3 separate regions of the Homo sapiens genome follow, and regions 1 and 3 are each linked to region 2. A link is a contact called in ENCODE Hi-C or POLR2A ChIA-PET data. All regions are on one chromosome and are shown on one strand. The core of a region is the stretch at or near the end of the contact, and the rest is flanking DNA. Distances in the headings are between cores, read along the strand shown.

The links. Hi-C counts contacts between places; a loop is a spot of excess contacts on that map. ChIA-PET counts read pairs that join two places held with the same protein, here RNA polymerase II (POLR2A). Pooled maps may share reads with other maps.
Region 1: a pooled map shows a loop between it and region 2 (2.2-fold over the local background). The contact joins the enhancer-like site here to the promoter of CCDC157 in region 2. A Hi-C loop is called at or near these places in 1 of 50 pooled maps. POLR2A ChIA-PET finds 5 or more read pairs at or near these places in 2 of 52 experiments (activated T-cell and common myeloid progenitor, CD34-positive).
Region 3: a loop to region 2 is called in a map of CD8-positive, alpha-beta T cell, with 3 times the contacts of the local background. The contact joins the promoter of SMTN here to the promoter of CCDC157 in region 2. A Hi-C loop is called at or near these places in 1 of 168 maps with a recorded cell type or tissue (CD8-positive, alpha-beta T cell), 1 of 37 single-sample maps with no recorded cell type and 6 of 50 pooled maps. POLR2A ChIA-PET finds 5 or more read pairs at or near these places in 1 of 52 experiments (HCT116).

The regions. Positions count from the first base shown.
Region 1 is chr22:29,796,517-29,800,848 of GRCh38, reverse strand. All of the region lies in intron 15 of ASCC2 (activating signal cointegrator 1 complex subunit 2), which reads left to right. Among named protein-coding and RNA genes, the nearest start is that of UQCR10, 31 kb to the right of the region's middle. RefSeq lists enhancers at 1-267, 1,159-1,659, 1,660-2,160. Within about 2 kb of position 1,973, at least 31 of the 41 ENCODE cell types and tissues checked have a DNase peak (open chromatin) inside an H3K27ac peak, as active enhancers do.
Region 2 is chr22:30,355,108-30,359,217 of GRCh38, reverse strand. It overlaps CCDC157 (coiled-coil domain containing 157), which reads right to left and starts at 2,211. Exons shown (of 12, transcript NM_001017437.5): 1 at 2,086-2,211. It overlaps SF3A1 (splicing factor 3a subunit 1), which reads left to right and starts at 2,324. Exons shown (of 16, transcript NM_005877.6): 1 at 2,324-2,488. The coding sequence starts at 2,426. RefSeq lists an enhancer at 843-1,442 and a silencer at 2,378-2,627.
Region 3 is chr22:31,078,794-31,082,973 of GRCh38, reverse strand. SMTN (smoothelin) reads right to left here and starts at 1,656. Exons shown (of 21, transcript NM_134269.3): 1 at 1,518-1,656. RefSeq lists a silencer at 1,615-1,774.

The sequences.
Region 1 (4,332 bases), core at 724-3,223, 560 kb after region 2:
CCCCAGTGGTTAGGAGCAGGTTCTCTACTGATCAGGCTTCAGGTTCTGACTCTGTGCAGGGAGGCTGTTAGTGAATCCCCCCTGTTGATAGCAAAAGGCCAGAAGGGCCAAAACTATCCCCCTCTTCCCTTCTTCTTACATCTTTTAATGTGTTAACCATCAAATCACTGGTGGACAGTGCTTCCCAGAAACCACTCTTTGACCTGATTTTCCCCAGGCTGTGAGAAAATTAAGGACTTTGAATGAGCTTTTCAGAAGGTGAACATATTCCACTTTAAGGCCTTTCTATTTATTTTTAGTTTATGTCCTTCCTACTTTTTTGGCATTGAAAATTCCGTTCATGATTTATCCATTTATTCAACAAATATTTGTCTAATACTTACAGCATTCTAGGCTCTGGATTAATTAGGTTCTGGGGATATAGTGGGGAGTGAAACAGACACGGCCCCTGCCCACGTGGAGTTTGCATTAATCAACTCATCAAACAAGCAACATCAAATTGCAGGTATAACAAATACTACAAGCTGGAGGTGCACAGAATTCTGAGCCTTTGGTAGGGCTTCACCCCAGTCAAGAAGGCTCCTCTGAGAACATGACATGGGACCGAGAGCTAAAGGGTGAGGAGGGGTCACTTCTGCAAAGGAGGGAAGGAGAAGCTTCCCAAGCAGAGCAACAGGGACAGTGGTCCCGAGGCCATAGTGAGCACAGCAAAGGGTCCCATGAACCGACAAAGCCAGCATATTTTATGTTTTGAAAAGATCAGGGCTGGGTGCAGCGGCTCATGCCTAGTCCCAGCACTTTGGGAGGCCAAGGCAGGTGGATCACTTGAGTCCAGGAGTTCGAGACCAGCCTGGGCAACATAGCGAAACCCCATATATACAAAAAATACAAAAATTAGCCGGGTGTGCTGGCACACGCCTATAGTTCCAGCTACTCTGGAGGCTGAGGCAGTAAGATCACTTAAGCCCAGGAGGTCAAGGCTGCAATGAGCTGTGATCGTGCCACTGTACTCCAGCCTGGGTGACACAGTAAGAACCTGTCTCAAGAAAAAAAAATAAGAGAGTTCACCCAGCGTTGGAATGATGACCCATCAGAGGGACAGAGAGTTGGATGTCATGGTAAAGAGTACAACATCCAAGTAGAGAACAGCAAAATAAGATGTATTCTAGTCCCCCAAAGTTCTGCATGGAATCTAGAAATCAGGGGACTTCTTTACAAGTACAGGCTGCTCTTTCACCATCACGTGAATGGGGACCGTGAGGTTCAGAGAGGGAGGAGACCAGCCAGCCTTGTTCCTGTGGTAGGAGCCCCAGTGGCGGAAATGCCAGCTGCTTCTTCAGTTAGGGCCCTGTGCTGTTACCCCTCCCTAGGGCTGTCCACTGCTAAAAGCTTGGCTGGCTGAGGGCTTGGGGAACTGGCGCAGGGCAACTACAAAGCCGTCTGGCTGGCTGGACAGGAAGCACTTGCAAACTGCTTAGTCATACACATTGCAACACCCCCAGATCCCAGGCCAAAGATGTTATCCTGGATCAGTGGCCGCTATTCCAGGCCAGCATGGCCCTCTGTAGCTCCAGCGGTGGGCAAGGGGCAGACAAGGGGTCCTCCAGGCTGGCGAGAAGCCTGGCCCCCTGCTCCAATCCAGGAAGCCTGATTGGTAAGTTCCCCACAGAGATTAGCCATCTCTGGATATGGCCTTTCACCTTGATCTGTGGTTTTGTCCAGGGCCCATGGTATTGTAAAGTCTCATCTCACCCCACCTAGGTCATAAGTCACCTACGAGCATTTGCCAAGGGGCTGGTCCCAGCTGTCAGGGTCAGCAGAGTGGCTGGCATTGAGGTGGCCAGGTTTCTGGAACACTGTGCCCTTGTTCCTGGGGCCCTCTGGGCTGGCACGCAGAGAGACTCACTGTGCTGGGTAGCCCAGGGGCTGCAGATTGCAAAGAGGCAAAGCCTCCATTCATGTGTTCATTATTTATTCATTCAGCAAATATTTATTAAGAGATTTAGTAGCACCAGATCCTATGCTAGACACCAGGGAAACAGGGTGAGCTGGATACCCGGCCTTGCCCTCAAATGATCATAAGAAAGACCATTAAACAAGTAAGGACAGAGTGGGAGGTGCTGGGGTGGGGTACACAGGAACTTCGGCAGGGACACATGTCCTAATCCCATGAGAAATTAGGTAGGACGCTGCAGATGGTAGTGGAGTTAAAATGTGTTCGTTGTTGAATCAGATAGGCTGTACTCAGTGCTTAAGTAGTAAGGAAATCTGTTCCCTTGCATGACAAGGCGGTGTAAGGTAGGGCCGTCTAGGCTTGGTTGACCTATCATCCAGAATGTATCTTTCCAGTCTCTTGGGGCCTCACTTCGTGGTCAGGCTACTTCCTTTGAGGCTGCAGAGGGGCTGCAGCTGTTTCTACTATGGCTTCCAGACATGACAGTGCCAGGAGATAGTCCAGACCAGGTCTTCCTGTGTCTCTCCTAGAGCCTAGGATACCTTTCCCAGAAGTCTCCAATACCCCTCATATCTCATCAGGAAAACCAACTCACAGGGTGCAGGCCTGGAGCTCCAGGGTGAAACGGAAAGGTAGAAAGACCTAAAGAAAATGTAGGGTCTGTTTGGAGAATGGGTGAGGTGCAGCATGGCTGTTGTGGAGACATCAATACATGTGCTACAGGTATATCATAGCCAGTGAAGGAGTCAGTGGGCAAGAGGCAGGGTCCCCTAATCCCTTTGGACCATTCCATGGTGCCCTGGAAGACAACATGTGTTCTAAAAATATCTGTGCCGGCTGGGCGTGGTGGCTGTAATCCCTGCACTTTGGGAGGCCAAGGTGGGTGGATCACCTGAGGTCAGGAGTTCAAAACCAACCTGGCCAACATGGTGAAACCCCATCTCTACTAAAAATACAAAAAACTAGCTGGGCATGGTGGCAGGCATCTGTAATCTCAGTTACTCGGGAGGCTGAGGCAGGAGAATCATTTGAACCTGGGAGGTGGAGGTTGCAGTGAGCCAGGATCACACCATTGCACGCCATCCTGGGCAACAAGAGTGAAACCCTGTCTCAAAAAATAATAATAATTAAAATTTTATTTTAAGTGTCTGTGCCCTTGGTCTGCCTTTTGGGGAGTCGCAGAGCACATTAAGGCTCTGAAAAGTCCTGTAGTAAAAGAAACAGGATTCACTTTGTTGAGCCCAGAAAGTGCTGGATCTGCTTCGACATGTCATTTCTTTCTCACATCAGCCCTGGGAAGTGGGTGCCAAGAGAAGGAACTGAGACTTAGCGAGGTTAAGGGACTTGCCTGTGGTCACACAGCCCAGGAAGTGGCAAAGCAGACCTGAATCAGGAGACCTGTGTCTGGCCCTGGCTTTGCTCTTAGTAGCTGTGTGACCTTAAGAGGGTTGCTCTGCCTCTCTGGATCCCCTGATTCTTCACCTGGAAAAGTAGGAGTCTGTTGCTTCCACAGGCTCTTTAGAAGTTCAAAGGCAGGAGTCACCCTGCTAAGGACCAGTTTGAATTGGGCCTTGAAGGACAGGCTTGAGGAGATGAGGAAGGGAAAGGTGGCGAGGTTTCAGGGGCACCTGCATATTCCCAGGGCTTGCTCCCATCTTGGAGGCTGAGGAAGCTACCTGCTCCAGAGGGTCTCTGCAGCCACCATTGCCTGTGTTTCCAGGCTTGACTGAAGTTCTGGCCTCTGATGCATCTTTTCCCAGCTGGCTTTGGTCCTGATTTTTCTTTTTCCTTTCTGGCTCCAAATGAGGTCTGGGGCCAAGGTTGCATCTCCCTGGACAAGCTGCCCAGGTGCCCGGGCTTCACTGTCCCTACCTGTGTCTTCTTCCAGGGCATAGCTAGGGTGGGTGGAGCTTGCCATGCTTCTCTGCCTGGCCCTGCCAGGGAGCCACATAACCAGAGGCCACACAGCATGAAAGAACTGCCCCACTGCACAGAACCAGGGATGGGATGGACCAGAAGCCGAAGGTGTAGCAGAAAGGATGGTGATGCCTCTCATTCTTCCTCAGTCTCCTGGCCCAGCACAGGTCCTGGAACCTATTAGGCCCTTAGGAAATATGTGTCAAATGCATGGGTGTGCTCCTACCAGTGGCACCTACCACCTGAACAAGCTTGGGCTCCTTTTTCTTCCTCTCTACCTCTTTTTCAGCTTAGCATAGAAAGCCAGGTACAGGGCCAAGGTCACAGTCACAGGCCCCTTCCCTGGTGGATGTGAAAGATTTCTTTGAACTGAGATTTCTCCCTGGTCTAAATCAAGTGCACCATCCCTCCTGCCATACCTTGGGGCTCCTGGTCCAATCAAGTAACCCCCTACCGTGGAG
Region 2 (4,110 bases), core at 962-3,461:
CTGGGTTTCCTTCCTGGAATGGGCATGAAAGAAATAAAGAAATCAAGAAGCCCCCAACCTGGGAGAAAGTGTATTCAGGTGGCAAAGCATCTGGAATTCATAAGCTTGCTTGTGAAGGCACCAGGAAACACTGATCTGTTCACCTTCAAATAACTATAGCTGCCACATGGGGCCATCCTGGATATCAACTCCCAGTAGATCCTGGATCAGATAAGCAGCAGCAAATGCCCAAGTGTCAGGAAAATCCAAGATGACCTTATGTTGTTTCTTCTGAAAATTGAAGTCATGCAGATACAAGCATAGTTTAAGAAGTACTTTATGTGTGTGTCAAGTGAAGAAGCACTTGACGTGAGCTCTTTCTGCAATTCCTGGGTCTTGAGTGGAACCCTCAGTCTGAAGCTGCCAGCCCGGCACTGTACCCATGACCACATAGGTGACAGCACTAATTGAGCCCTTAGGGAGGAGCAGCAGCTATCTCTGCCTCTCCTCAATTTCCTGGGGCTCAAGGTGGACTTTTGACTCCCAGAGAAGAGCAGGAGCCTTTCCTGCATTTCCGTTCAACATTCAAGCGCCTTCTCTCTCTCAGAACTAGTACCCTAACCCTACTCGGTAAAGATGATGCCTACTTCCCAGCCAGGGTGCCTGGTGAGATTCAAAGCCACCACCATGAAAACACGGGAAACTCTAAAACCAGCTATGTGGCAGATGTCAGTCTCAAACATGAGATTGTTAATTGCCTGGATCCCTGGGGATACTGAAGGGACTGAGGGCAAAATAACTAACTGCACTAGTAGAGGAATAAGACTGGCTTGAACTTGCATTCCCACTCTACCAACTCCAAACTTCACTGTCCTCATTTGTAAATAGGTTGCTATAAGGAATAAATGACGTAACACATGAAGTGTTGGGCACAGTATCCGGCTCATAGTAAATGACCAATACATCCCAGCTATCATTATTCTACATTAATAACAACCATGACACACAGCTACGATGTGTGTGGGGGGAGGGGGAAGACTTGAGAGAGCAACCTTTCCTATCACTCCCTCATTTCACAGGTGAGGAAACTGAAGTCCAGGAACAGGTTCGGAGCCAGCTCCCCGCTTTCCAGAGTTGAGGAGAGGAGGAAGGAGAGAGGGGGGAATCGCAGGAGAGGGAGAGAAGCCGGCGGGATTCGAGGTAGGCCTCTGGGGAGCGAGCCGCATAGCTTGCAGGGCTGCATCTGTGAGAGTGAGGGGTGAAGCCTAAAGCAGCAGCCCTGCGTGATGGCTCATGCGTGTAATCCCAGCACTTTGGGAGGCCAAGGCGGGAGGATCGCTTGACCCCAGGAGTTTGAGACCAGCCTGGGCAACATAGGGAGACGTCCTCCCATGTCCCTACAAAAAAAAAAATTTAAAAACTGGCCGGGCGCGGTGGCTCACGCCTGTAACCCTAACACTTTGGGAAGCCGAGGCGGGCGGATCATTTGAGGTCAGGAGTTCCAGACCAGCCTGGCCAGCATGGTGAAACCCCGTCTCTACTAAAAATGCCAAAAAAAAAAAAAAAAAAATTAGCCGGGTGTGGTGGGCGCCTGTAGTCCCAGCCACTCGGGAGGCTGAGGCAGGAGAATCGCTTGAACTCGGGAGGCGGAGGTTGCAGAGAGTCAAGATCGCGCCACTGCACTCCAGCCTGGGTGACAGAGCAAGACCTTGTCTCAGAAAAAAAGAAAAAAGAAAGACAAAGAAAGCAGCAGCCTTGATTTGAGAGGGAGGCCCCCAGTGGGGCTTGAGGGCGGGACTACGGAAGGCAGGGGATGGAAGCAAGAAAAGGCAGGTTCCGTGGGAAAAGCGAATTAAGGGCGTAGGATTTGGAAGCGGGGCTTGGAGGATGTGGGTCTGAAATGAAAGGGGGGACTAAGGGAGTAGGGAAGTGGGGCTCTTAGGCGGTGAGCCTGAGGGGACAGGGGCTCTCCTAAATGAGAGACCAATGGGAGGGAGCTGGGCTCTTGGAAGGCGGGGTCGAAGGGAGCGAGGTACTGGCCTGTGGAGTAAAGGAGCCGCGAGGTGAGTGCGGCGGGGGTCCGGCGGGTGACGTACAACATCTCACCTGTCTTCGGCGTCGCGGCTTCAGCCTTCGTGTCTGGTCGGCTCCCGGAACTGCCCCCGGTGCGCCTGCGGCCACCGGGATCCCCGAAAAGCCCTAGCCGGGCGCTCAGGCCGCTGCCTTGGCAACGGCGTCGGACGCCGCGGTGCCCGCGGGGAGGGGCGGGAAGCGCGTCACGGCGAGGGGACGGTCCCGGAAGTGCGCCAGTCGTACCTTCGCGGCCGCAACTCGCTCGGCCGCCGCCATCTTGCGAGCTCGTCGTACTGACCGAGCGGGGAGGCTGTCTTGAGGCGGCACCGCTCACCGACACCGAGGCGGACTGGCAGCCCTGAGCGTCGCAGTCATGCCGGCCGGACCCGTGCAGGCGGTGCCCCCGCCGCCGCCCGTGCCCACGGAGCCCAAACAGGTACCTCTCCCCCGCCCCTCAGCCTGCAGCCGGAGGGTTGGCCTGGGCGCTCCTTACTCGCACAGGAATAAGCGGCCGGCCGCTATGAAGGGCTTGGAGGGACTGCAAGTCCCAAGAGGCTGCGCGCTTCCCGCGCTATGGTGGTGTTCTGGTAGCGAAATGAGCCACCCTGAACGGGATTCTCTAAGTGGTCCGCGGAGCAGCCCCGTCGGCACGAGCCGGGAGCTTCTTAGAAATGTGGAGTCTCCGCCGTAGATCTTTTAAATAGGAATCTACATTTGAACAAAATCCTAAGGTGATTGATTTATAAGTGCGAGAGGCGCTGATCCAGCCCATCCTCTGATCTTATGTAGCAGTTGGGGCCGCCGGCCACAGCCTTTCCCCAGTAATGGCTAATTTCCCAGCCTGCACGGTACATCTTTGGATGTTAATTCTCAGCATCTATTTCGGTGTCTGCCCCAAGCCAGACACCGTGCCAGGCTCCCACATTACCGGAATGAATGGGGCATGGTCCCTGCCTAGGGAGCTCACAGGCTAACGAGAAGACAGACATATGAGAATGCTCACCAAATGTTTGTTGTCCCAATGGCCATCGATGATACAGTGCCAGCCCGCCCTTAATAAAGCTCTCCAATCTCGAATGTGCACAAACCATTGTAGTATGGTGTGATATGCCCTGTGATAGAAGTTTCAGGTACAAATCTAATGAACATTGTTTGCTGGGCTAGAAGGGATATTAAGGTAGGGAAGCCCACAAGAGTGAGAGGTAAATTTCTTTTAGAAGAAGGAATAGGAGTTTGCCAGGTAGGTGACTAGGGAAGGGAAATAGCATCCTTTATTCATCCAGCAAATATTTATTGAACACATACGCTGATCATTGCTTTGGGTTCAGAATAAGGGGGGCGGGGGGGGGGAACATGACTGAAGAAGCCATGCCTTTTCCACAAATATTTAAGTGCCCGTGTGTCCCTGGCATTTTCCCAGGCATTGGGGGAAAATAAGGTAATAGCCAGATAATATGCGCAAAGACACCGAGGTGAATCAAACGGTGTCTCTGATCAAGAGTAAATGAACAAGTGTTGAAGCATAGACTTAGGAGCGTAGTGGCAGGAGATGCGATTCTTACTTAGGATTTGAACTTTTCCTTGTAGACAGTGGGAAGAAAAGGGAGTGTTTTAAGCCAAATAGTGACATTTGTGTTTCAGAAATTCAGGTAGGCAGACGTGTGGAGAATCACTATGAGGGGAGGCCAGTCACGCTATTCCAAAGAGGCTGAAGGCCTGGCCGAGATTAGGGCAGAGGGGGTAGGCAGGCTCTTCAGCCAGAGTGGTGTGTTAGAATCCTGGTTCTGCCAGTTGGACATTAAGCTCTCCATCTCTCAGTTTTGTCATCTGTAATGTGGAGATATTAAGAGTTCTTGGCCGGGTCCAGTGGCTCACGCCTGTAATTCCAGCAGTTTGGGAGGCCGAGGCAGACAGATCACTTGAGGTCAGGAGTTTGAGACCAGCCTGGCCAACATAGCAAAACTGTCTCTACTAAAAATAAAAAATTAGCCAGGTGTGGTGGTGCATGTTTGTAATCCCCACTATTCGGGAGAGAATTGCTTGAACCTGGGAAGCAGA
Region 3 (4,180 bases), core at 407-2,906, 720 kb before region 2:
AGCCCTGCCAGCTTGGCCGCCAGTCTGCTGTGTGGCCTGGGATGGACTCTCATCCTGTCTAAACCTCAAAACAGGGAGGGCAGGGACCTGGATTGAGAAGCCAGGGCCTGGCAAGACCCACCCAAGCTGTGCTTACCACCAGGGGGTGCACTCCAGTCTCCAGTTTCCTGCCCCACCCACCCATCCACAGGGCCTACCCAGCCCCCACCCACTCCGCAGGCTCAGCTTCTGGCTGTGGGCTGAACCCGTAGTTCTTGCTGCCACCACCACTGTCATTCCCCCAGGTATAGGAAGGTACACTGTGTCTTCCGATTCTTGGAGCCAGCTCTGCTGTCCAGACCTCCTGAAGCCAGGTGTCCAGGCACCCAGCACCTCCTGCCAATTCATACAGAATTCAATTCCCCACCTGGAAGGGCTTTCAGAAGCTGACCTGCCCAACCCCTGGATTTCAGGCAAACTGAGAAGATTGGAGAGGGCCAAGGATTTGTCACTGAGCAAGGAGGAAGCCAAAGACTTAGAGGGCAGAGAAGGATGTAATCAAAATCTTCGTCATCTCCGGCTTCCGAAGCTCCCTTCCAAAGTGCCCTCAAGGGCCTGGAACACTCTCAGTGACAGAGGCAAGAGCCCCATCTTGCCCCAGTGCTGCCCATCAAAATGGACCCCTAAATCCTGGCCCAGCCTCCCAGCGCAGATCTCTCCTTCCTCCTGTAGCCCCAACTAATGTCTGTCTGGAATTTGAGGGGCCCTGGTCTGGCACACTGTGGATGCTTAGTTAATGTATGGTGACTGACTAATGTGTGGCCCCAGGCCTGCCCCCCACCTCCTGTTGATTCATCTTTCAATCATCCCTTCCCTCTCTTCAGAACAGTCACTTGGGAAGTCACCCCATACGGTGCATGGGTGGGGGGTGAGGGTTACCGCTCCACACAGTTGGGGTGTGTGGGTCCCAGCCTGTTCAAGTCACTGCTTGTTCCCCCTCCCATCCTGGTAGGCTCAGAGGTGTCAACCTCCCAATCTCTGCCTGTTAGGATCCTTGCCTCTTACCTAGTTACTCTGTCTGGGTTAAACCTCTTCAAGACTGTCCAGTGGTCACCAGCCTTAGGTTCTGCGGACATTCTGATTCCCCCCATGTCTGTTCTTCTATGGGGCAGCTGACCCTAATGCCTAATCTAGGACACCCATGGGATTATAAGAAGATCCCTGCCGCTGCTCTTCTCCAATCTCCCTGTCACACAGTCTGGGGTCGCCGGACATTGTGAGGGGCCTCAGGATTCTGTGGCAGCTTCCCCAGGGTTTCTGCCGCCACAGACTAGCGCCCCTGTGGGGCGTGGAGTCTCTTAGGAATCCGGGGGCGTCTTCCCCCAACAGTCTCATAACTTTATCCCATGGCTTAGACCTCTCGTATGGGTGGGGGCTCCCAGGTCTGGACGTTCCAGAACTCCTGTCTAGACATCCGGGTTCCACCCCCGGACACGTTGGGGCAGCACCAGGATCCCCCCCGAGGTCCGCACACCCACCTCTCAGTCCAGCCCACCCGTCCGGCGCAGGCTCGGCTTAGCTCTTTCGGGACCCGACAGACGGATTAGACACGCGCAGGCCGGAGGTGCCGCGACCCGCTGTCCCAGGCCCGCTCAGCAACCGTCCCCTGGATTCTGCGGAGAGCTGCCCGTCCAGCCGCGCCAGCAGCCCGGCTGGCCCCGCCCTGCCCCGACGCGCCAGCCAACCCTCGATTGGGTACCTCCCACTCTCGTGCCCCATTGGGAAAATTCAATTTGACGGCCACGCCCCGAGAGGAAGGCCCCGCCCCTCGCGGGCCAGGGAGGTCGGAAATTGGGAGTCTTGGGGTCGTCTGCCTCGGTGGCTTTAGCGAGTCGGGTGGGCATCGGCAGGGGGACGCAGGCTCTGCGCCAAGTCGGGGGGGGCGCCCCGAGCCGAGGTAAGTTTCCTGGGGTCGTAGGAGTCTCAGAGCCTTCAGGACAGCCCCTCTCCGCCCTCCTCTTTGTTCCTGAGACCACGTCCCCTCCCTCGACTCCACCCCTTTCTCGCGTCAGTGTTTAAGCTTGGCCGCCGTCCCTAGGCTGCTTTCGGGACACCTGGTCTGAGCCACCTCAGAGCAGGGACTGAGTGACTGGCAGCACCTTGACCCTGTGTTGGAGTGCCGGGACCATCTCAGGTGGAGCAGAATCAATCACACAGCACGCCTCCCCCAGCCCACACACCTTTGAACAGACATTGCCTTCTTGTAGCATGCTTCTACCTTCCAAGCCCTGAGAGTCTGCCTTTAGGAGCGCTGGAGTCCTAAATAGGGAATATGGAGTCCAGGCTGTCATTCAGCAAAAGGGGGAAATTGAGGCCCAGAGAGAGCTGACATGTCCAAGACCAAACAAGGAATCAGCCAGGGTACCCAGGAGGTCAGATCCACAAGGCAAAGCTATTCCATCTTCAGTGCCAGAGGCCCTAAAGCCGCCCTTGGGTCTCCATGGAGACTAAAGTGGGTGGAGTTGGGAGGATGGGGTCTGGAGTCCTGTCAAATAAAAACAATAACAAATCATTTATTTTGTACTTGCCATGTACCAGGCATATAATGCCCATAACAAGCACATGAGACCATGACTATTGCCCCATTTTACAGATGAGGACAACAGCTGATAAGTAGTAAAGCTGTGATTCATACCCAGCACCTTCTGAGTCCAGACCCTGCTTTTAACCACTATAATGTGGGATTCTGGGGAGGTGGTTTCAGCCTGTTAACCCAGAAGAGCCCCGGTTCAGGTCCTCTGTGACACCCCCCAGCCCCCATCTAAGGAAAGGCCCAGTCTCCACACTGAGAGTCTTTTCCATGTGTCATTTCATTTCATCCCCACACCCCTGAGAAGTGGTCCCATTTTACACATCAGAAAACCAAGGCACGGGCCAGGTGCGGTGGCTCATGCCTGTAATCCCAGCACTTTGGGATGCCAAGGCAGGTGGATCACCCAAGGTCAGGAGTTCGAGACCAGCCTGGCCAACACGGCAAAAACCCCGTCTCTACTAAAAATACAAAAATTAGTCGGGCAAGTGGCATGCACCTGTAATCCCAGCTACTTGGGAGGCTGAGGCAGTAGAATCACTTGAACCTGGAGGCAGAGGTTGCAGTGAGCCGAGATTGTGCCACTGCACTCCAGCCTAAGCGACAGAGCAAGATTCTGTCTCAAAAAAAGAAAAAAGAAAATCAAGGCACAGAAGAAAGCGACTTGTCAATGCTACACAGCAGGAGAGGCAAACAGAGCTCACTTCGGAGGACATATTTCAAGGTCCTAGGCTTTCTCTACCTGGGCGAGATGCCATGTTATTATCCAGAACGAGGGTCAGGCGCCCTCTAAGACCAATTCTGAATACTTCAAAATTCACGCGTCCCTTGGGACCTCCCCTTCATGCAGGGCACACCTAGGCCACCTCTGATTTTCAGGGCCTGCCTGAATGGCGGTCACCAGCTCCAATGAATGGCCTGCTTTGTGCTAATGCCCTCCTTTCTCCCTGCCCTACTGTAGGCTAGGAGGAATGGTACAGGTGAGTTCCTCCATGCTTGGATTTACTGTCTGGCACATGCGCTCACTAGCCCTTGGCCCTATGGAAGGGATGTGTGGGTCCTGCCCCTTCAAGCCCTTAGTGCCTGGGTCCACCTCCAGACATACCCGCCTGCCTCTGTCTTCCTCTCTGCAAGGGAGTGGGGGTGATCTAGAGATCAAAGGGCAGTCCGGTACAGTGCTAGGGAAGTTTACAGCTACAGCCGAGGAAAGAGTAAACATCCCGTGACGAGGGCCCCAGCATTTGCTGAACACCTGTTGCATGTCAGACGTGGGGCTCCCACTACTGCCAGGTGACCACTGTGCAAGATAGGTACACTCTGATTCGACAGAGGAAGCTGAAGCTCAGGGAGGTGAAGGCACCTTGGCCTAGTAAAGGCATTCAGACTAAAGTGGAATTCTGCCTGATGCTGAAGCCCCTTCCCTCCACTTTGCTGCCACTAGGATGGGGGAAGCTCTGGAAGACTTCTTAGGGAAGTGGTGTATAAACTGTGTGTCACACTTGTTTTTATTTTATTTTATTTTTTTTGGAGACAGGGTCTTGCTGTGTCCCACAGGCTGGAGTGCAGTCGCATGATCACAGCTTACCATGGCCTCAAACTCCTGGCTCAAGC